Regions from separate parts of the Mus musculus genome. Here region 2 is linked to region 1. A link is a loop called in an ENCODE intact Hi-C map of the cell type or tissue named here. Cell type or tissue: heart. All regions are shown on one strand. Each heading gives the region's core, and the rest is flanking DNA. Links, peaks and the distances in the headings are about the cores only.

Region 1 (11,159 bases), core at 1,673-9,672:
TAGCACAAGGCAGAGGTCATTCTTTTCCTCACAATTAAGATGAGACATCATAGGTTAGAAATTCCATTCACAAAGACTTGTTCAGCACATAACATACTGATCCTAAACAGGCATGTGCAGAAACTCCCAGAAATGTCCTCATTGGCCTAAGCATGAGGTTGAAATGTCTACTCTGAAAGAATTATCTAGGCTTTCATCTCACACTCTGGGTAGGAGCAGGCAATGTGCTCCTGGCTGTACTTTCTCCTGGCAGACCCCATCCTGGCATTTTGAAAGTTATACTGAATCCCATACTATATTCTAAGTTATATCTCATGTGTTCATGAGGCAATACTAGACGGTGTATCACTTTAGAATGCATTGAGTAGGTGAGAGATGTGAGCCTGCAGCGACCTCGTAAGTAAGTGACCTCGCTCACTTGGAGTCAGGCAGCCAAGAAGAGGCAAAGCTAAGTTTCACCCAGTGTCTAAACTCAGTGCCTTCCTCCCAGCACTGTCTCCCTGACCATTTGTCTGATGCTGACAGAACTCTGAACAATGTCGTCTTACATTTCTATGGTTCTGTTCACAGGCCAGGCACTAGCTGTGACTTTCCAGTGGATGAGATCCATCTAAGTGACTAAGGGACAGAGTTTTTAATAGTTTCAGTTGAATTAGGCAGTAGATTAAGTTTAAGGACCGAGGACTACTTGGATCACTCACACAGTCTCTGAAGAGGTCATACTGAGGCAGGAGAGTAGGCAGCAACTGAGACATGCCCTTGGCTTTTTCCTTGGTACTGAAATGCCACTCGCAATTCCATCATTTAGAAGAATCAAGCTCTGCCTCTGATCATTCACCTGTCTAGGAGGGTTGTCTCATTTTATCTCATTGGAAAACATTGAATTAAGACACAACCCCCCCCCCCAAAAATAAAATAAAATCAAGCAGACTGTGTTCATTAGGGATTCATTGCTGTGAAGAGACACCATGGCCACAGCAACTCATATAAAAGAAAACATTTAACTGGGTCTGGCTTATAGAGGTTTAATCCATTATTGTCATGATGGGAAGCTTGACATCGTGCAGGCAGACAGGTGTGCTGGAGGAGCTGAGAGTTCTACATCTTGATCCACAGGCAGCAGAAGGAGACTGCCACACTAGGCCTAGCTTAAACATATTGAAATTTCAATGCTCAACTCCGCTGTGACACACTTCCTCCAGGAACGCCATTACCTATACTAACAAGGCCACGATTCCTAACTGTGCAATTCCTTATAGTCCAAGCATTCAAATACATGAGTCTATGGGGGCCATGCCTATTCAAACCACCACACAAAACAATACTAAGAAACTGTAAGCAAGCCCTGGCCAGGTAAGACCGAGGCTGGCTGTGCGGGCACTGACTTGGCCATTCTTTATCTCCCTGCTGCTGCTGTCCTACAAGGTGTCTGTGAAAATGAAGGAGTAGAAAGCAGGGTTGGAGGACAGGAGAGAACAGGAACTCAGGGTTGTCTTGTTGTTTGGCTGGCTTTTAAGGCAAGGTCGTAGCCCTGAGGAGCCTCAACCTCCCAGTCTTCCTGCCCCAGCTTTTACGGTGCTGGTGTTTCAGGCAGTGCCAGTGTGCTCAGCTGGAGTGTGTGTTTCAAAGGTGGAAAAGCAGTGAGCAATTTCTCAGAGAGGGAACTGAGAAGTAAGGAGAAGTAAGATACTGTGCCAAGAAACAAAGATGAGTCTGAGTGACACACTGTAAATACCCTGGACCAAAGACATAATAAATGCCACAGGATTCCTGGCGTGAACAAATTGAACTGAAAAGTGCTTCAAAAGAAGAAAATTGAAGGTCTTAACAAAACTGGATTATGGGACTTCAGTGAAAAGCAGGTTCATGGTCCATGCTTGCCTGGTGTGCTAGACGTATGGGCGTAGGGTATGACTCAGGAGCACTCTTCAGCGTGGCAGGCCTTGGGGTTCATCCCAGAACTGAAAAGGGAAAAACAAAACACACAAATAAAAGCCCTCATGTGTATTAAATCTTAGAGCAATAGAGACAAGGTGATACAGAGTTCAGTTAAATTCTGAGATACTGAGAACCCAGGGTACAGACATGGGCCAGTCCTAGTCCACAGCCAGGTGGTGTAAAAAAACAATTTCCATTTAACATAGTTGCAAACAGTATTATTCACTTGCATGCATTCTGGTGCATCAGCAGGTGTTCAGAGCAGCCTACTAGCCAGAGGCTTTGGTGAGTTGCCAGGCAAAGCCTATGAAAACCGCACGGCTGGAGGCCAAGCCCGGGTGTTCATCTTGCACTATCCACACTCCTGCCTCAGCTTCCCTGAAGAGGCAGGTACTGCTCAATAGGTGTCTTTTCAGTTTTTCTCAGTGATAAATGTGGAATCCAAGAGATGCTAGGCACACCGGTACCACTGAGCTCTAGCGCAACCCTAGTGTCTTCTCTGCCCACGGAACTCGACTGAAAGGGGAACAATCCAATCCAAGAGGGCTTAGGTCACTAACAGGAAAACACTTCCTGGTTTTGTTTTGGTGAGAGGGTCTCATGTATCCCAACCTAGAGCCCAAGTCCATTTGAAGCTGAGGATAAATTTGGTTTCCTGCTCTCTTGCCTCTATCTCCCAAGTGCCAAGATTATAGGTGTATGCCACCATGCCCTATTTATGTGGTGCCGGGGATCAAATCCAGGCAAGTATTCCCCCAACAGTAATATGACATAAATGCCCTAAGAGGAAAAAAAAGTCATTATTATTTTTTAAAAAGCTAGATGTGTCTTTTTAAAACAGCATGCTCTGCTCCAGTGTAGGTGAGATTGTGCATGCTGTGGTCATGTGGGTGCATTTGAACCTGGAGGAGCTGAGCATTCATGAGGGTGTGGAGGAGTAGCTGTGACCAAGCTGTCTATGTGCATTCAGACATGGTTCTTTCTTCAGGAAACTCTCTGGCTCTGACATGTTTGCTGAGCATGGTTCATGGCGTTTCACTCAGGATTGTCCAGGAGGTAATTGCTGCTTCAAACCCAGAGAAACAGATGTAGATCCTGAACTCTGGCTATAAATCCATGCTTTATGATTAGGGTTTTCAAATGTGCTGTGTCACACTGGCAAACAAGTACACAGTGACTCTTAAACAAAATGAATTTGACTCTCAAACTTTTGGGGATTTTTGTTTGTTTGGTTTTTCTTGTTGTTCATTAGACCATTGATCAAATAGAGAAAATAGAAGAGGTGTCCATGTTAGAACAGGTGTCTGTGGAGGGTATGGGAACGGTTCTTTCTAGCTATGTAAATCAGACTTAGTGATGTCACTCCTTTACGCGTCACTGTGAACACATTGGTTCAGGTTTAACTCTACCATATTTATTAGTCACTATCATACATGAGCATATACTTATAGTGTATGTTCATTGGTGCTTTCCTTACTTCTATTTAAAAGAAAGACTTCAGAGAAGAATCATGTTTTCAAAAGGTGGGAGAAGATTTACTGACCAAAAAATGATAAGAAATGTGGTTAACTTGAGTCCGCTTTTGAATTAATACTTCCTAATAGCCTCAATCGCTGCCAATGGTGTAATTAATCCATGATGAGAAATGACTCACTGACTATGAGTCCCACTACATTATAAGAAGTCCATAATATCCCATCCACGCAGATTTAAATACTGATCAAGTTCATTTCTCTACAATTAAAAGAATCTCGAGGTGATTATAAATCTAAATTATCCTTGTGCAAAAAAAGAAATTCCCCAATCACAAGCAATCACCACACCACAACCACAAAGAGCCTTGCTAGAGACTGTATCCTTTCAGCCAAGCAACTGCTATCTTGGGGATTTCAGCTATGTCCCCTTGCAAAGGGATAATCCTAGCTAGGCTTGTTGATAATACTGCTCCACCCCAGGAAAGACTGGGGAGGGTGACATCTTCCCCCACCACCTGTTGTATGCAACTCTGCCTTAATTGCCCATGGCCTGGGGAAGGCCTTAAATATATGAGGAATGTGGTCTTCATCTACATAGCTGTGGGGAAGCTGTCTTCTCTGCTGAAGTACAGACCTTCCAAGAGTGCCTAGTTAGGGAGGGAGCACCCCCACACATCCCTGTAAGTGACTTTTCAATTATGCTTTGTAAGGAAGCCCAGTAAACTCAAAGTTCCTTAGAGTGACCTCTAGTAATACTGACCTCTGTCCTTGGAACCATAGGGTTAGGAGAAGGGTTAAATATTGCTTAGGTCTCCTGAAGAAAAGGAATTTTAGCAACACACAGGCACACAAAGGAGGAATATTGTGGAAGACATTTCTGGGCTCAACCTCTCTTTCCCATGACCACTGCCTCCCTGCACTTTGGGACCATTATTAGCAATTTCCACAAGGAAGTGCAGCAGCCTCCTGGAGAAAGGGCACCTGAGACACAGGTATCTGCCATGGTGCCAAGCTTTCTCACCTCTAACTTATTTCAGTTCTGTTCAGTTCCTCTCCCCTCTGCCCATACCTTTTCCTCCACCTCCAATACTAGGTGCTCGTGACTCTGTTTCCAGGGAACCCAAGACCTCAAGGAAGCATTCAGGGACAGTAAGTCTCTTGGGCCAAGCAGAAAGTCACACATAGCCCAGCGTTTTGTATCTTTACAATTGTTCAGTGGTGGTCAGTTAAGTGGTCGCTTTGTAATGTGTGTTGTCTTTGTAGTTGACAAGTTTCTAACAAAATGGCTACAGAAAGGAAAGCAAAACAGTGTGCACTTCCAGTGAGAGCTCTCCCTTCAGCACGCTGAGCTTCCTATGCTGCAGGTATAGAGGGCTTTCTTAGGGACACTCACTCCCTAAGGAGGAGTGTGCAGCATGCTCCCATCCTGTGCCAGGACAGCCAAATAATAGCAAACTAGTCAGAAGGGCATTTCAGCAAGGGTGGGTGTACCTGACAGGCTCCCCTGTGTGTCAGTGTCCTTCCCTCCCTGCACTGCCCACAAAGGAAGACAGGAGTCAGGGCTTCCCCACCCATTTCCTTGCCAGCCTCCTGTGGGAGAATTCCCAGCTTGGCAGAGAAGGAAGCAGAGTCTGGCTCTGCCCGGCATCTTCTTTCCAATGGAGAAGTTGGAAGCTAGCTGCAGGTGGCTTCCCTTTTTGAAAGTGCTGGCTGTTTGGCTGCATCTATATTAATTGCCTCTGGGTTTTTGAGAACAACTAAAAAAAATTCTGCTCCTTCCCCTAGGCTGAGTCAGTGTAACCAGTTAAAAAAAGAAAAGAGAAATCCTCTTGTCTGAAGATTAGGTTTTTTATTTGTATTTTTTTAAAACAGGTATAATTGGACAGGGGTGGTCTGAGCCAAGTCTAGCTTTCAGAATTATAAAACCCTCATACTTGCCCAGTATGAGGAGTATTTTCAAACTCCACGTTATGTGTGGGGACCTGTGCCTGACGAAGTGGCCACCAACACTCTGTGCATAGACTGAGGATTGGCGTGGGTTCAGACAGGGCACAAGTCTACTAACTGCTGAACACTGTAGCCTCAGGAAGGTCTGGGTATCCTTGGCAAAAGTCCCACAGCTAGAAACAGGAGGCTGAGACACTGCTAATATTCCTTTTGTGTGTTTATTGAGAAGTGACAGGTAGTTATTTACGTTCTATGGATGGTATACAGATGAGAAAACTGGGTCCTAGAGAAAATCAGTATTTTCCTAGACACACAGATGGCCAGTGACAGAGTTACTGTTTTCACCAACCAGCAAACCAGAATCTAAAATTCTTTCTCTGTCTCTCTCTCTCTGTCTCTATATCTCTCTCTGTCTCTCTCTGTCTCTATATCTCTCTCTGTCTCTCTCTGTCTCTATATCTCTCTCTGTCTCTCTCTGTCTCTATATCTCTCTCTGTCTGTCTGTCTCTCTCTCTCTCTCTCTCTCTCTCTCTCACACACACACACACACACACACACACACACACACCTCAGTCTCTGTGTTTTGCCTTTCACTTTCTGTGTTTGTGAGAGTGCGATTGGCAATGGGGGGTGGGGGGTGGGGGGTGGGGGGAGGGAGGTGGTGGATAGAAAGAAGAGAAAGGTGAGATTAGGAACAGAGTTTGGTGCAACTAATCTGTGACTGCTCCAGGTGTTTCTGCCTGCAGGGTTTTTAAAGTCTAAGTAGATCCCAGAAGGGACTTTTCTCTCCCCTCCGGAGCTAGGACAATCCCTTCAGCGAGCTCAGCTAAAGCCTGAAAGAGTGAGAAAAAGGGAGGAAATAATAATAATAATAATAATAATAATAATATGAAGAAGGAATAAAAAGACGGCAGGCTTAATGGAAAGTTTCCCGGCCCCAGAGGCTTCCCTCTGCGAGCGGTGGCGGGGCTCCTGATGGGCAGTTCGGGGCTTGCGGAGTGCTTTTACGGGAGTGGAAAGATACCTAAGTTGCAAGGGCTTGGCCAGGAACAGGAGAGCAGAGAGGAATTTCAGAGGCGAGCTGAGGGCGAGGGTCTCCCTGCCAGGGCCGGCCGATGAAAAGGCGCAAACCGCAGCCGCACTCCCGCTCCTCCCTGCGCTCCTGGCATTGTTTGCACGCTGAGCCGTGGGGAGCACCGCGCGGCTGGCCGCGGACTCGCTGGCTGAAGGCTCTTGCAGGGCTGCTGGGAGTTTTTAAGCGCTGTGAGAATCCTGGGAGTTGGTGATGTCAGACTGGTTGGGTCATTTGAAGGTTAGCAGCCCGGGAAGGGTTCACCGAAAGTTCACTCGCATATATTAGGCAATTCAATCTTTCATTCCGTGTGACAGAAGTGGTAGGAAGTGAGCTGCTCCGAGGCAGGAGGGTCTATTCTTTGCCAAAGGGGGGGACCAGAGTTCCCGTGCGCCGCGGCCACAAGACTGGGATGCAGAGGACGCGAGCCACCCGGGCAGGGAGCGTCTGGGCACCGGCGGGGTAGGACCCGCGCGCTCCCGGAGGCCTGCGCGGGCGTCGCCTGGAAGGGAGAACTTGGGATCGGTGCGGGAACCCCCGCCCTGGCTGGATCGGCCGAGCGAGCCTGGAAAATGGTAAATGATCATTTGGATCAATTACAGGCTTTTAGCTGGCTTGTCTGTCATAATTCATGATTCGGGGCTGGGAAAAAGACCAACAGCCTACGTGCCAAAAAAGGGGCAGAGTTTGATGGAGTTCGTGGACTTTTCTGTGCGGCTCGCCTCCACACCTAGAGGATAAGCACTTTTGCAGAGCGCGGTGCGGAGAGATCATGTTTGACTGTATGGATGTTCTGTCAGTGAGTCCCGGGCAGATCCTGGATTTCTACACCGCGAGCCCTTCCTCCTGCATGCTGCAGGAAAAGGCTCTCAAAGCCTGCCTCAGTGGATTCACCCAGGCCGAATGGCAGCACCGGCATACTGCTCAATGTAGGTTTATTATTTTTTTTCCTTTCTTTTACCAAGGAAAAATAAATGTCTCTCTTGCATGCAATAAAGACACTGGAATAAAGTGCAGTGGTGGCAAGACAAAGGGTTTAATGATTTAATGCTGAAGGGGTGTGATAGGCTGCCATGCATATGGATTCCCTCTGCTGAAATTCCCTTGGAGAGGTTTCTTGAAACGCTCCTGCGCCCCTGTTCTCCCTTACCACCCTATTCTTTCTTGAAGATAGGTGTTTTTTGTTTGTTTGTTTGTTTGTTTTTAAATAAGTACGAAAGGAAGGGGAAAAATAGAAGGTGACCACGGACTTTGAACATTCTTCAAGTAGTGCAATCTGATATTCCATGCAATTTGTGTAACGGGTAGAGAGGGGACTTAACTTTGCTGGGATTAGCCACGAGCTCAGTAACACTTCCCCCTTATGTATTTCAACAGTGCAAAGTAATTAAAATATGACATGGTCTCTTCAAGGAATGCAACCGTGTAAAGGCGGTTAATCAGAGTTCATAATGTACCGGGCAGGATGGTGCAAGATGCTGCCTCCCTCGTTCCCTTCACCGAGAAAAGGCAATATGTCTTAGCTGTGACCCCACTGCCATCTCTCCGAGTTACTTTGTTGGTCTAAGAAGTTTCTGTTTTGCTAGGTTACTCCTGGTCACCAACACCCCTCGGGCTGGCCATTCATTATTTCCATACCTTACAATTCAGTCAGGAGCCTGGACTTCAGTTAAAGGAAAAGAAATCTAAATGGGGTAGCCTCGTTTTCAAAAACAATATTGACTGTTTGGTTATCTGATGCTGACATGGTGCTTCAGCTTCATCAGTCAACAGTAGCTCAGCTGCAGGCCTGAGAAATGACCAGGAGTCCTGGGAAATCTTACATAGAGCTGATGGTAGTGGGAGCCTGCAGGATGCTTCGCCACCCTGACAGTGATTTAGATAAATGGCTCATCTATCTATCAAAATGTTTTTAGTACTTGATTTGACAATTCATTGGAGCATTAGCCTGAAAATGACATTTTAAATCCTTGTTTACAAAGCGGTCAAAGTTTAACTGGGAGAAATTGAGTTTTCCTAACAACAAGGTGACTTGTCTAAAGAGAGAGGCAAAAGGCAAAATAGAGGAGGGGCAGGGGCAGCATGTCAGCTGACTCTCTGAAACTTTTTCTTAGGAAAAAGGACAGTAAGAAAAAAAAAAAAAGACTTACTTCTTGGGCCAGCAAATCAACAGGTTTGGAGTTGGAAAACCATTAACCATTTATTTGATGCCAAAGGCCTTGCCATCCAACTTAGTATTCACAGAGCCCCATGTAGGCACACAGAGTATCGATCGCTCCAGGAAATGCCTTAATAGTCATCGGCTCCCCAAATACCCTCTCCTCTTTGCTACTCATTTTCTTTTTGGAGAAGGCAAAAAACTTTAGCATTAGAAAATATTTTCCAGTCACTAGCATGCCCTCAAGCCCTCCTTTCCATAGCAATTAAACTGATGCCAACGTTCTAGTTGAGATTCTAGGGACTGGGCACGAGGAAACTTTGACTTCTTAGAGAGGATTGTCCTGAAACATTTTTAGTAGAAGGGAAGACCTGTCTTGGAAAGAGATTCTGTGGAGAGGAGTTACTTATAGAAATTCTCCCTTTTGCAATTACCCTGCTTAACTTACCTATTAGGTTTCAAGAGTGGAGGGAAAAGCTTTGTTTGCTCTTGATAATGTTAAACAAGGGATTTGCTTTATCTGGGGAGAGCCGAGCTGACTGTCACTCACTAGCCTAGGGCGAGCTGATAAGCAAAAACTGTGGATAGCACCAAGGTTTCGCTAATCAAAGAAACCTGCTTTAGACAAAGTAAATAAAAGCATTTGACAAAAGGGTTTCAGGAATTCCAGTGTCTTGTTTTTGTAAGCAAGGCAATCAGGGCTCATTGTGGTCCGCTTCAGCTAGGGTTTCAACTCATACTCCAACCTAGAGCTGAACCGAGTCAAGTGTCAATATTGCCGGTACCCCGCAGACTGGCTCAGACTGGCTCTGTTGTCCACAAACCAAGGAATCCCAGTTCTTTCTGTTGATTCCAGAGATTAAGGATAACTAAAACATTCTTTCAAAAGAAATTCTAGTAAGTATCCGTGTCTTACAGTGTTGGGGCTTTTGAAAGGAAAGCCCTGTGAACTACCTTTGCATAAGTAACAGCTTAAATCCTGTGGACTTAGTTTTCCATTTTACCTAATGGCTGTTTTGAAAAGACGCAGCTCAACTTTGCTCTTAATACAGAAGAAACAGTGGGGCAGAGAGGAAAGAAAGCCTGGGACTGAATTCCACAAAACTATCTCCAACTTTGGAAGCTTATGTAGGTTTTGTGTGTGTGTGTGTGTGTGTGTGTGTGTGTGTGTGTGTGTGTATGTGTGTGTGCACTTGTGCGAGTCCATGTGTCTGTGTGTGTTGAAAACCTTTGAACATATTGTCCCCAGAGCCTCACTTTGTCAAGTGTTAGAATTCTCTATTTTTCTTTTAATTTGAAAGACAGAAAATTGATATGCCAACCAGCTGTTGGTTGTGGTAGGGCCTGTGGATTGTTTGGTATAAATATTGGAAATCAGGATTAGGGGCCACTAAGGGAATGTGGTGTAAATAACAAAAAGACGGCCCTGGGTCACCAAGGGTCTATTCAGATACCTCCTGGATTCTCTTGTTTTTGGGTAACTCCAGACGTTTTGCGGAATTAATTGCTTTATGGGCACGGATTAAACCTCATTATTTAAAAAATCTAAATATAGTTGCTTTTGATGAAGTCATGAGAGTGGCAACATCTTGGCTCCTTTCCCCGTGTTCTCCCTTTTCCACACATCAAAAGAGGGGAGAAAAAAGTCTTTTTACATGGGGGTTTGCCTATTCAGAAGAAATTTTTAAAAATGAACAGTTAGCAATGTGTGATTAAGGAAGAAAAGTTCTCCTCGTAAAGCGCTGGGCTCTGAGTTTGAAGTATTAAGTGGAAGCGAAGTCCTCTCCTAGTGAGCTATAACATGAGATCAGAGTGGCAAAATCAAAGTTACCTTCTGAGAAAGACTCCATGAAGACCGACAGCCGCCATGTGAACTGAGTGGCATTTTGAATAAATATTTCAGTAAAAAGGGCCACTTGTTTTTCTAAAGTAGGACATAATTTTCTGCTGTTCAGCCGCATGACTTAGTGACAGTGTCAGAAAGAAGAGAAGAACGGGGACTTCTGAAATCTCAGAGAGAGTGCACCACAGGGTCACTTCAAAAACAAAAGATGAACAAAGTTTTCTTTCCCAGTCGCCAGAGAGAGAGAGAGAGAGAGAGAGAGAGAGAGAGAGAGAGAAGAAAAGAGAAATCTGTCAATCTCCAGATAAATGGGTGAGTTTGCAAATTAGAACAGGGGAAACAGAAAAGCAGCGATTAAATTTTATTGCCAGAAAAGGGTGAATTCCAAAGCCCCAAACCAAGTCATGGGAGGGGCAGTGCCCTGCATCTTCTTAACTGTAAGCTGTTAGTTTGGACCAGATTAGCCTCTCTGGTTTGAATCAACTGTCAAGTAGGAACAGAAAGCCCTGGCATGGGATGTGTCCTTGTTTTCTCTTACTAGATAAGTGACTGGAGTGTCAGCTTCTGCTGGGTTGGCTGGCATGAATGAGGGGTCTCCTTCTCATTTTGGACCATCCAGAACCAGCAAAGACCGTCCTGGTTTGATACTTCCATTTTGTCTTTGTTTTCTGATGAATCACAAGAATACAACTATAGTCTTTAGATTTCACACACTTTTTCCCCCAT
Region 2 (11,159 bases), core at 951-8,950, 74 kb after region 1:
CTCTTCAGGAATAGGATTAACATGGTTAATATTAGGCTGTCCATTTTGACCACAATACTCAGTTCACTAAATGTACCTAGGCTAGTCTCAAGAAAGAGAATTCAGTTTGATGTTGGCTACTGGATTGCTGTATATTGCTTTTATTATGTTTAGGTATGGGCCTTGAATTCCTGCTCTTTCCAAGATTTTTATCATGAAGGGGTGTTGGATTTTGTCAAATGGTTTCTCAGCATCTTATGAGATGATCATGTGATTTTTGTCTTTGAGTTTGTTTATATAGTAGATTACGTTGATGGATTTCCGTATATCAAACCATCCTTGCATCTCTGGGATGAAGCCTACTTGGATGGTCATTTTGATGTGTTCTTGGATTTGGTTTGAGAACATTTTATTGAGTATTTTTGCATCGATATTCATTAAGGAAATTGGTCTGAAGTTCTCTTTCCTTGTTGGATCTTTGTGTGGCTTAGGTATCATAGTAATTGTGGCTTCATAGAATGAATTGGGTAGAGTACCTTCTGTTTCTATTTTGTGGAATAGTTTGAGGAGAGTTGGAATTAGGTCTTCTTTGAAGGTCTGATAGAACTCTGCCCTAAACCCATCTGGTCCTGGGCTTTTTTTGGTTGGGAGACTATTAATGACTGCTTCTATTTCTTTTGTTTTCTTTCTTCCTTTCTTTCTTTCTTTCTTTCTTTTTTTTTTTTCTGTTTTTGCTTTTGTTTTTGTTTTTTTCGAGAAGGTTTCTCCGTGTAGTCCTGGCTTGTCCTGGAACTCACTCTGTAGACCAGGCTGGCCTTGAACTCAGAAATCTGCCTGCCTCTGCCTCCCAAGTGCTGGGATTAAAGGCATGCCCCGCTGCTTCTCTTTCTTTAGGGGAAATGGGACTGTTAAGATCATTAATCTGATCCTGATTTAACTTTGGTACCTAGTATCTGTCTAGGAAGTTGTCCATTTCATTCCGGTTTTCCAGTTTTGTTGAGTATAGTCTTTTGTAGTAGGATCTGATAATGTTTTGGATTTCCTCAGGTTCTGTTGTTATGTCTCCTTTTTCATTTCTGATTTTGTTAATTAGGATACCATCCCTGTGCCCTCTAGTTAGTCTGGCTAAGGGTTTATCTATCTTGTTGATTTTCTCAAAGAACCAGCTCCTGGTTTGGTTGATTCTTTGAATAATTCTTTTTGTTTCCACTTGGTTGATTTCTGCCCTAAGTTTGATTGTTTCCTGCTATCTGCTCCTCTTCGGTGAATTTGCTTCCTTTTGTTCTAGAGCTTCTAGGTGTGCTGCCAGGCTGGCCAGTGCCTGGCAAATACAAAAGTGGATGGTCACAGTCAGCTATTGGATGGAACACAGGGCCCCCAGTGGAGGAGCTAGAGAAAGTACCCAAGGAGCTGAAGGGGTCTGCAGCACTATAGATGGAACAACAATATGAACCAACCAATACCCCCAGAGCTTGTGTCTCTAGCTTCATATGTAGCAGAAGATGGCCTAGTCAGCCATCATTGGGAAGAGAGGCCCCTTGGTCTTGCAAACTTTATATGCCCCAGTACAGGGGAATGCCAGGGCCAAGAAGTGGGAGTGAGTGGGTAGGAGAGCAGGGTGGGGGAGGGTGGGGACTTTCGGGATAGCATTTGAAATGTAAATGAAGAAAATATCTAATAAAAAATTGGAAAAAAAAAGGAAAGAGAATTCAAAACTAAGATTGCTGGGACAGATGTGCTCTCCTTTCCAAAGCATGTGGACAGAAAGCAAGCAAGCACAATGTGGAGTCATATACAGGACAAGGCAGGCCTTCTAATGGAAAAGCAGGTGACCAATGATCAAAAACAAGCTTTAACAGCAGCCCTGTATTGCAGTGCCAGCCAACCCTATGGCCACTACCTCCACATCATTCAATTATGTTTACCAAGAGATACCCATTATGGACTTTGGAGCTAAAGTCCTGTTCATACATAGAGTCCCCAGGAGAAATCCTGGGCTAGGCGGCCAGTCAGAAAGGTTCTGTGCAGACCATTCCCCCTGGGAAGCTCTATTTGTACAGGAAAGATCATGTGGCCACTTATTATTCAACTACTTGATCTCTCCAAATGGAGTGAGTTACTAGTGAGCAAGAACTGTGGAGCTGGGAAGCTGATGTTCAATTATCTTAGGACCGACCCTTCTTCCCTGCCGAGAAAGGCCTGCTGACCTGAAATGACCATGATAGTTACATAAGTGATACCAGGAGAGTCACCTGATGTTCTGGTCTTTTGGTTTGACACCCATGCCATGACATTTACATGGATGACACTTGGCAGATCACCTGATGCTCCTTTTCTGATCCTATCAACATGGAGGTCCTTTGTATTTGTGTGGGAGAACTTCAACTCGGATTAAGGTTATAAATGAGTAAATCAGATGTGAACTAGGAGAAAAATCAGTAGTTTTGTATTTATTTTGTGTGAGCTGGAGATCCATTTCCTGCTTATATTACTTAAAACCCATATCCTGTTTCTCTGTCAAAATTGGCAGCTTAATTGGTAATTAAAAAAAATAATAATGTTTACACACACAGGAAAATCCCAACTTCAACTCTCAAGGAACTTATCACCTTAATTAGATTTAAAAATATAGAAATGGGAAGAAAATGGGATTGTTATGTCCAACTACACAAAAATAAATGTTTTTCTTAGAAGGAAATTGGAGAGGAAATAAGTACTTGAAATGCAGAAATTAGTCTAATAGAGTATTTTTTAAGTTGAAACAAAAGGAAGCAGACAAATATGAGAATTGTAACCAATTACACCACACCATAATACTGGAGAGGAGCCTGGAGTAATAGACACTTCTGGAATGTTAGAACTGAAAAAGGATCTTAGAGATTGGTTTCACTTGCCTGACACATAAGCACATCAACTCAGAAAGGCGAACAGCTCATGCCTGCCATCTCTTCCTATGCAAGAAGAACCACGTCTCCAACTCAAGCATAGCTCTTCTCCTCACCCATTTTTTTCAACTTTGATACTCCTACTCAGACCCAACCATGGAACTTATTGATTTGTTAGAGTCACTGGGCGAGATACTACCCAGTGATCCCAGAAGTGCCTGAGATAAGTACAGTCATTGCATCCATAATTGTGAGATGCAGAAGCTATTATGAACCAAGAGATCTTGGATTTGGTATGTAGAAAATAGAGCCCTGGGAGACATCTGACAGAAAAGAGAGCCCTTGACTGAAAGTGACAGAAACTCAGAGTAGCTTAGCTGAAAATCAGCATATATCACAGAAAGTCCATGTGAGTTATGGCCTAAAGGGCTTGTGTGCCTTTATCTTCATCAATGCTGTGTGCTGCTGTTGCCTTCCTAGTTAGAAAGCTCTTTCCTGTGGCTGACAAAGATGGCCACAAGCAGCTCCAGGTTTGTCTTCCTGGAGGAGGGACAGAGGGGGGAAGTAGTGAATGAGTGAAACAGTGATAGAGAGACAGAGGGACAGAGAGACAGACTCAGATCATGATCATAGTCCAGGCTGTGGTCCGTTGGTCTGATTTGTGTCATATGCCCCTCTGTGAACACAGTTGTCTGTTGTCACTGGTGTATGTCTTATGCCAGCCCCTTCAGATTAAGACTGAGATTTAATTTGCCCAAATAAGAGAGCCAAAGCATGGAAAAGTATCTTTTAGCATATATCAAAAAAAAAAAAATAGAAGTGTGTGGCTCAGGAGAAAAGCTCTGTCTAGTATGCCTGAGACACTGGTTTCATCTCCAAAACTGCCAAAAATACATGTGACATCATGTCTTCTGTAGACAGCAAATCCTATAGTGCTGATCCCAGACTGTACTTCATTTCTTCTTTCTGATTTTTTCTTTTTTCCTTCCTTTCCCTTCCCTTCCCTTTCCTTCCCTTCCCTTCCCTTCCCTTCCCTTCCCTTCCCTTCCCTTCCCTTCTCTTTCCCTTCCCTCCCCTCCCCTCCCCTCCCCTTCTCTTTCCCTTCCCTTCTCCTCCCCTCCCCTTCCCTTTCCCTCCCTTCCCCTCCCCTCCCCTCCCCTCCCCTTTTCCCTTCCCCTCCCTTCCCTTCCCTTCCCCTCCCCTCCCTTCCCTCCCTTCTCCTCCCTTCCCTTCCCCTCCCTTCCCTTCCCTTCCCCTCCCCTCCCTTCCCTTCCCCTCCCCTCCCTCCCTTCTCCTCCCTTCCCTTCCCCTCCCTTCCCTTCCCTTCCCCTCCCCTCCCTTCCCTTCCCCTCCCCTCCACTCCCCTCCCCTCCCTTTCTCTCCACTCCCCTCCCCTCCCTTCTCCTCCCTTCCCTTCCCTTCCCCTCCCCTCCCCTCCCCTCCCTTCCCTTCCCTTCCCCTCCCCTCCCCTCCTTCCCTTCCCCTCCCCTCCCCTCCTTCCCTCCCCTCCCCTCCCCTCCCCTTCTCTTTCCCTTCCCTTCTCCTCCCCTCCCCTTCCCTTTCCCTCCCTTCCCCTCCCCTCCCCTCCCCTCCCCTTTTCTTTCCCCCCACTCCCCTCCCCTCCCCTCCCCTGCAGCTTGATGAAGGCTACCCCTTGGTTGCCTGTTTATGATTAGGTAGCTGTGCTCTTGAGTAGGGGGCAAAACATCTTTGATTTTGTTCACAAAAAAAAAAATGGTGTTTAGTGTCTATGTCATAGTATTATTGTTGGGTCTTCTTCTTCTCCTTCTCCTCCTCCTTCTCCTTCTCCTCCTCCTCCTCCTCCTCCCCTTCTCCCCCTCCTCCTCTTCCTCTTCCTCTTCTTCCTCCTCCTCTTTATGTGGCAGTTTGAGTGAATTTATAAAAGAACAAGCAAATGATCTTCACATTTAACAGTCCCTAAACACTCATTGACACCTTCTCATTTGAGGTATGTTGAACTTTTAAAAGGTCCCTTACAAAGTCTCTAAATGCCAACATGCATGTGTAGTAGGTATAACCATCCCCAAGGCAGGCTGATGGAATAAAAATGTTTACCTCAGACACTGCTTCCACCAAGAGCTTCTCCAAGCATCTTTGTTGAGAGTCTGTGCTAATTCATTATAACAAACCCTTTGGACCCAGGGCCTCTACCCCAAGCACAATCGCCTCGGCTGCTCTACAAATTTTATGGGTGCCCACCTACTCGGTCTCACAGACTTCATAACAAGGAAAATCATAGGGTAAGTTTCCCTGTGTACTCAGGAATTTCCATGAAGATCATCATCAGGGTGATAATGTCTTTCTAATTTTCCTCTATTTCCTCGTTCACCCCAGCTTAACTGCCTTTGCAGATTTTGCACTCAGCAGAGGTGCCATAACTATCCCTCACATTTTGCTCCATGACCCATTGATCCCCACTCATAACCTAAAAGTAAGTGACAGGCTGGAAGACGGATGTGATGCCAGCTTACGACTGCCCTGGAAGTACAACTGCACATTCTGTCTGAGCAGGGTTCCATCCCCACACACTAGGTCATGAGCAGGTGACTCTCAGACTAAAGGAAGCATCCAAGTTCCTGTAACTCTACCTACAAGAGTCTCACCACTGCTGGTCTCTCCTGAGAGCGGGCACTTGCTTCAGCTCCACCTTAGGGGAATGGGCACTCGTACCACACAGCAGGCCAGAGCGTGAGAAAGCCCCTGGGATTTGAGTTGTTCAGAGCAGGCAGCTCTTTAGCTGTCCTTCTGCCCCAGATGCTCTGACATGAGGACTCTTCTGCCACATTACAGGGCCCTGTGGAGCACAGGTGTGAGCATTTAATGTTGTGCTTGCTGTACAATAGGTGTGAAACAGCCATTTTCTTTCCATTTGTTGGGAGATGACAGCTTCATGCTGGTGGATATAACCACAACCTGGATGAGGCATTAGGAGATCAAAGTGAGAGCCTCTCTTTGTGGGAGATCTTTGAAAAACTGGGTAGATGCACGGCCCCAAAAATATTTTGCTAAAGTGCCAAAAGCAAAACTTATGAGCCTCATTTCTAAAGGGAATGCCTGCCTTCCCTGGCTCCTGCTCACCAAGGCTCATTTGCCTAGAGTTACCAAAATGTATAACCAGATGATGGGACAGTATCTGAGTGTCCTAGAACCCAGCTCCAAGTATCTCTTCCTAGGTCAGTTAGAATGAAGTGTGGTCTGTCATCAGTCTCTCAGGTAGTGTGAAACCTACCACCTGACTGTGAATGCTGAGCTATCATCCCTTCTGCCACCATCCTCTCTTGGCTGGATTGGTACCTTCCCTCTCCCTCTGCAGGAACCTGTTATCCACACTTGGTTCTCCTCCCCAGGACTGCTCATGCAGTCAGCTGCATGAGAAAGCACTAGGGGAGGATATTAATGCAGCCTGCTGCCCAGAAAGGGCACTGAGTGTCCTTACTAAAACGTGTATCTAAAATGCAACTCTGGGAACTGTGGGTCATCCAGGGTGGGACAACGGACAGGAAGAGGGATTCTGTATTCTGAGGTCCAGAGGCCAGACTGTATTACCTTTCTTTTTGCTATAACTAAATGCATGACAAGAAGCAACTCAGTGGAAGAGGGTTTATTTTGGTTTTCAGTCTAAGAGAATAGAATTCATCAGGCAGGGAAGCCAGTGTGAAGGGAGCTGCTTTCCCCTGGGATGGTGGAAGTGTAAGGCTGACTGCTCACATCCCGGCCAATCAGAAGGCAGGGGCAGGAGTGCTGGCCTTCAGATAGCGTCTCTTTTCCTCTTTAGATTGGTATTTACTTCCCTTCAGACGGCGGTACTGCCCACTTGCACCTCAGGCAAACCCCACTAGACACACCCTTATACCCAGAGGGGTGCCTCTGAGATGATTCCACATCCAGGCACCACCACAGGAAAGTTAGCAGTCACACTTCCTGAAGCCACACTGGTGGTTTCCAATGTTCAAGATTCTTTTAGCCACACTTCACTTCTCAGGTGATGCAGTTCTGGCTTGTTCTTCTCCTGTCTCTCATCTTCCTGTGGGAATCCATTCCTGAAATCACCAGGTTACCACTATGGTGTCTTGAAGCTAAGAAACTGCTACAGTGTTTCTCTAACCACAGTCTCTGCACAAAATTACATAGTAACTGAAGGCTCTGACTTGCCTGGAAGAGCTTCGGGTCCCATAGAGAGCCTTATTCCCTGTGCAGTCCTCATTTAAGCTTTCAGTCTCAACAATGCTTGGACAACCTTAATTAATACCTCCCTGGTCTCTCCTGATCTCAGTAACACACAGAGGAGGGTATCAAAGCCTAACAGAGACTGGTTGGATCTACTTCAGAAGCCTGCAAACTTTCTTAAGTGTGACAGAGTAAGTATTTTAGGCTTGGCAGAACCCTTGGAGTCTCTTGTATCTTGAGTGTGGTTTTCTTCCAATAAAATTTTACTTGCAAAACTAAACAATTAATCTGATCTGAAAAACCTGATTTTTTCTACTTATGGCAAATGATAATACTGTCTTCCCTACAGTGGCCATGCACACACATCCTCTGCATTTTAAGTAACTAGTAAATAAAGTCACTTGGAGACAAAACTGTAAGAAGTGTTACTCTGTGAAATACCAGGAAGATGGTCCTAGAAGTATTAGTGTTTGAGGAGTCCTGGTGTATGTACTGAGAGGTCCCAGGGCTAGAATCTGTAGTTCTCACTCCTTGGCTATTTCCTCACAGGGCTGCCTTTGTCTTACAGAGCCTTCTTCATCTTCAGAGCAATTGCAAACTTGAGAATGAATGGTATCTGAGCATGAATTTCTGTGTGTTCGTATATGTATGTACACATGTGTATGGGGTACATGTGAACATGCATGTGAAGGCCATAGGTGTATGTTGATTGTCTTCCTCAATTGCTCTCCATCTTATTTTTGAGATAAGATCCATCACTGAACTAAGAGCTTACAATTTAGCTTGACTAATTAGGCAGTGAGCCCCAGGGATGCTCCTGGCATACATGCAGCATTGGGATGATGATGCCATACATGCAGCATTGGGATGATGATGCCATAGATGCAGCATTGGGATGATGATGACATACATGCAGCATTGGGATGATGATGACATACATGCAGCATTGGGATGATGATGACATACATGCAGCATTGGGATGATGATGACATAGATGCATCACTGGGATTCCATACATGCAGCATTGGGATTCCATACATGCAGCATTGGGATGATGATACCATACATGCAGCATTGGGATGATGATGACATAGATGCATCACTGGGATTCCATACATGCAGCATTGGGATTCCATACATGCAGCATTGGGATGATGATGCCATACATGCAGCATTGGGATGATGATGACATACATGCAGCATTGGGATGATGATGACATACATGCAGCATTGGGATGATGATGACATAGATGCATCACTGGGATTCCATACATGCAGCTTTGGGATTGTGATGACATATATGCAGCATTGGGATGCCATACACAATTCAGTGCCACCTTTTAAGGGATGCTGGGGATCAAGCTCAGTTCCTTATACTTGCACATCTAATACCCAATCTTCTGAGATATCTCTCTGTATCTCTCTGGCCCAGGTCTTACCTTTTTTGGACCTTCAGGATTTGGTCACATGATAGTTAATATAAGCAAGGAACAGAGTAGGTGCATATGTACAGGGGCTGAACATCAGTGCAGGAACAACATCAAGTGAACAGATGATGCAATGTGAGACCTGTAGGGGACATCCAGTTGCAGCATGCCTCTACCTTCCCAGGAGCAACCTGGCAGTGTGACATCATACAGCAGACTCTTGGGCAGACTGGGTTCAGGTCACACTCAAAACCCAGATCTATGTAACCTTGCCAAATTCCATAATATCTTGGGCCTCAGGCTTTGGGGCATTTATAGCCTGAAGATAAGATCAGATTTGTGGCTGTTGTGAGGAGGGGTAGACAGTGAAACGAGGCAGATGCTAAAAACAGAACTAAGCTAAGCATCAATGCCATCTTCTATTCTTCCTGCCATGGTGCTGGTGTACCTGGCCACCACTGAGTAGCACGTGCCATCAGCAGTGCTGTGACTACACAGAGCAGCAAATGCTCTGGGCTACCCCACAGGCCATGTACTCAAAGGAAAAGCTTCTCTTGAATCTGAAATTTGCCCCCAAAGGTTTAGCTCTATACTCACAAAGAGAGGTAGTAGGTACTCCTAAGCCATGACAGAGCTTCCACCCGAAACCAACTGATGCTGTATCAGGACTGATAACTCCTCGTGACTCACAGATCAGTCACAAGTATCTCTACATGAGGAGATCCCAGTGCGGCCGCTGAGGGGTGTCCAGAAGAAGCTAATCTTGACACCCTGCCACCCTCTTGCCTCATGACATACACCACAACTCAATGCGTCCCGTATTTACTATAGCCTCAAAGTCTGTGCTGTGTTTTCTTCTTGCAGTGTTTTCCCCTGCTTTCTCTCTGGGCTGCCTCCACCCTGTGTTGTGAACAAGGGTCCAAGTAGATCCAACTGCAGGCAACAGGGGGCATGCATGGGTTACTGCCTCCTCTCTGTGATGCAATGAAAACTAGTGACACCTCTATTGAGATGGCATTCAAACCCCAGAGAAACAGTCAGACAGGCAAGTGACACCCTCCCATTGTTGCCACTATGCTGGCTCTAAACCTGGGGAGTCTGGGCCCAGGACCTTGCACTTAGCAGAACATGGAATAGGTTGGTAAGAAAGCAAGCTTCCAAACTAGAGATTCTCACTTAGGAGGTTTTCACTCATCTTCCCAAAAGCTGGAGATTTAAATCACACAGATTTCAAATAAAATGTGAGTTCAAGAAAATATTAAACTTCACTGATACATTGAGCCACTTTTGTCTCTCCTGTTCCTCCAGAAGCTCCCGTAGGAAATGATGTCTTGGTACTCATTCCATGGTGGGTAGCAACAGAGAGCACCATTCAGTTGGTTCCCACAGGACACACTTGCCTCCACTTAAACCTGCATGCCAACCCAGCACATTGTTAAATCTATAATTTGTTTAGGTACACGAATATTTTGTATACTTCTGCTAAGGAAGTAGTACCAGTTAAACTTGGACACTCTAAAGAAAGGCAGCAGGCAGTTTTGGAATAGGAGAGGGAAAAGAGAAGGAGACCAAATGCCCACCCTGTAGGAAGGAAGGAGCAGCTCATAATCTTGGCTGGAAACACTGATTTCATCTTGAGCTATTTTTCATTCTGCTCTAAATAGACGTTGATAAAAACCCCTGTGACCAAATATAATTCTCAGCACAGAGAGCTGGCTGGGCAAATATGCAAGTGCTTCAAAAATAGCTGGCAGATGGCCTGTGTTTGGAAACAAACACCTCCATGAAAGTAGCAACCAGGAGTTCTCCTTTGGCCCCTGGGTTCTGGGGGAGGGGGGTGAAAGAAGCCCAGAAGTACCTCCTCAGATGACAGCAGCTCTCTGGAGGGTGGCAACTTAATTGCTCAATAAAGCCATGCACAGAGCAGTCTAGAGTGTCTCCTCTTGAAGCACACCACACTCAGCCTTAGCCCTTCCTCCTGCCACTGTAAAATATTGATTATCTCAGCTCGCTTCTCCTATACTCTGCCTTTCCTGCCAGAGTGCAGAATTGAGCAATTACCTGAAGAGCTGGTGGAGCAGCGGTGGGCATGTTCAATATTGGAACCAGGGAAAGCAAGCACTGCATTTGTTCACGAGAACTTTCCTCCTGAATGCCCCATAATGCATTTTACCTGTGTACCCTCCCTTCATGGTTTAATAAAGCAGAAAGTTTTATTTTCAAGGTGATTGTAGGACAGAAATATTACATTATAGGACTATATCACCATTGTCCATTTTTATTTGTGGGGACAAGACATACCCCATCACTCAATCTGATTTCTAACTGTATTTTGATTTTGCAACAGTAAATATTAAAACAGTACTGAGAAATTTCACTGCCTGTTCAAAATGGAGTGATTTAGTAGCATACTTTCTCAGAGAAGACCAATAGACCGGGAAGGTCCAGGTTTGATGGAGAATCAAGTGTGCAATGTTGAGGTTCCCATTTGTTGCCTGTGTGTAGGAACAATTTTCAACTGAGTGGAAACTTGGCTGTGGAGCCTGTGAACTTTGAACTCCCTGAAGACAAAAACATCACTGCCTCATGTGTACGTGTCCCCAGTAACTCATGCTGCTGGTGGTTAGCTTAGGGAGAGGACTGTCAGGGCTCCTGCTGGGATCCTGGACCAACAGACACT

What was found. Peaks named below come from ENCODE experiments on the same cell type or tissue, not always from the same donor. Only the 100,000 strongest peaks of a DNase experiment are listed, where the experiment ranks them.
Region 2: it touches region 1 in a loop (2.5-fold over the local background); 5 of 42 quality-filtered maps call a loop at or near these places.

What each region holds. Positions count from the first base shown.
Region 1 is chr14:16,571,060-16,582,218 of GRCm38, reverse strand. It overlaps Rarb (retinoic acid receptor, beta), which reads left to right and starts at 6,743. Exons shown (of 8, transcript NM_011243.2): 1 at 6,743-7,361. The coding sequence starts at 7,205. In heart, for the core only: CTCF peaks have their summits at 4,958 and 6,561; DNase peaks (open chromatin) are centred at 6,688 and 7,188; H3K4me3 peaks cover 3,776 bases; H3K27ac peaks cover 3,738 bases.
Region 2 is chr14:16,496,622-16,507,780 of GRCm38, reverse strand. The region is part of intron 3 of Rarb (retinoic acid receptor, beta); the gene reads left to right. Among named protein-coding and RNA genes, the nearest start is that of Rarb, 73 kb to the left of the region's middle. In heart, for the core only: no CTCF peak of the experiment used is centred there; no DNase peak of the experiment used is centred there.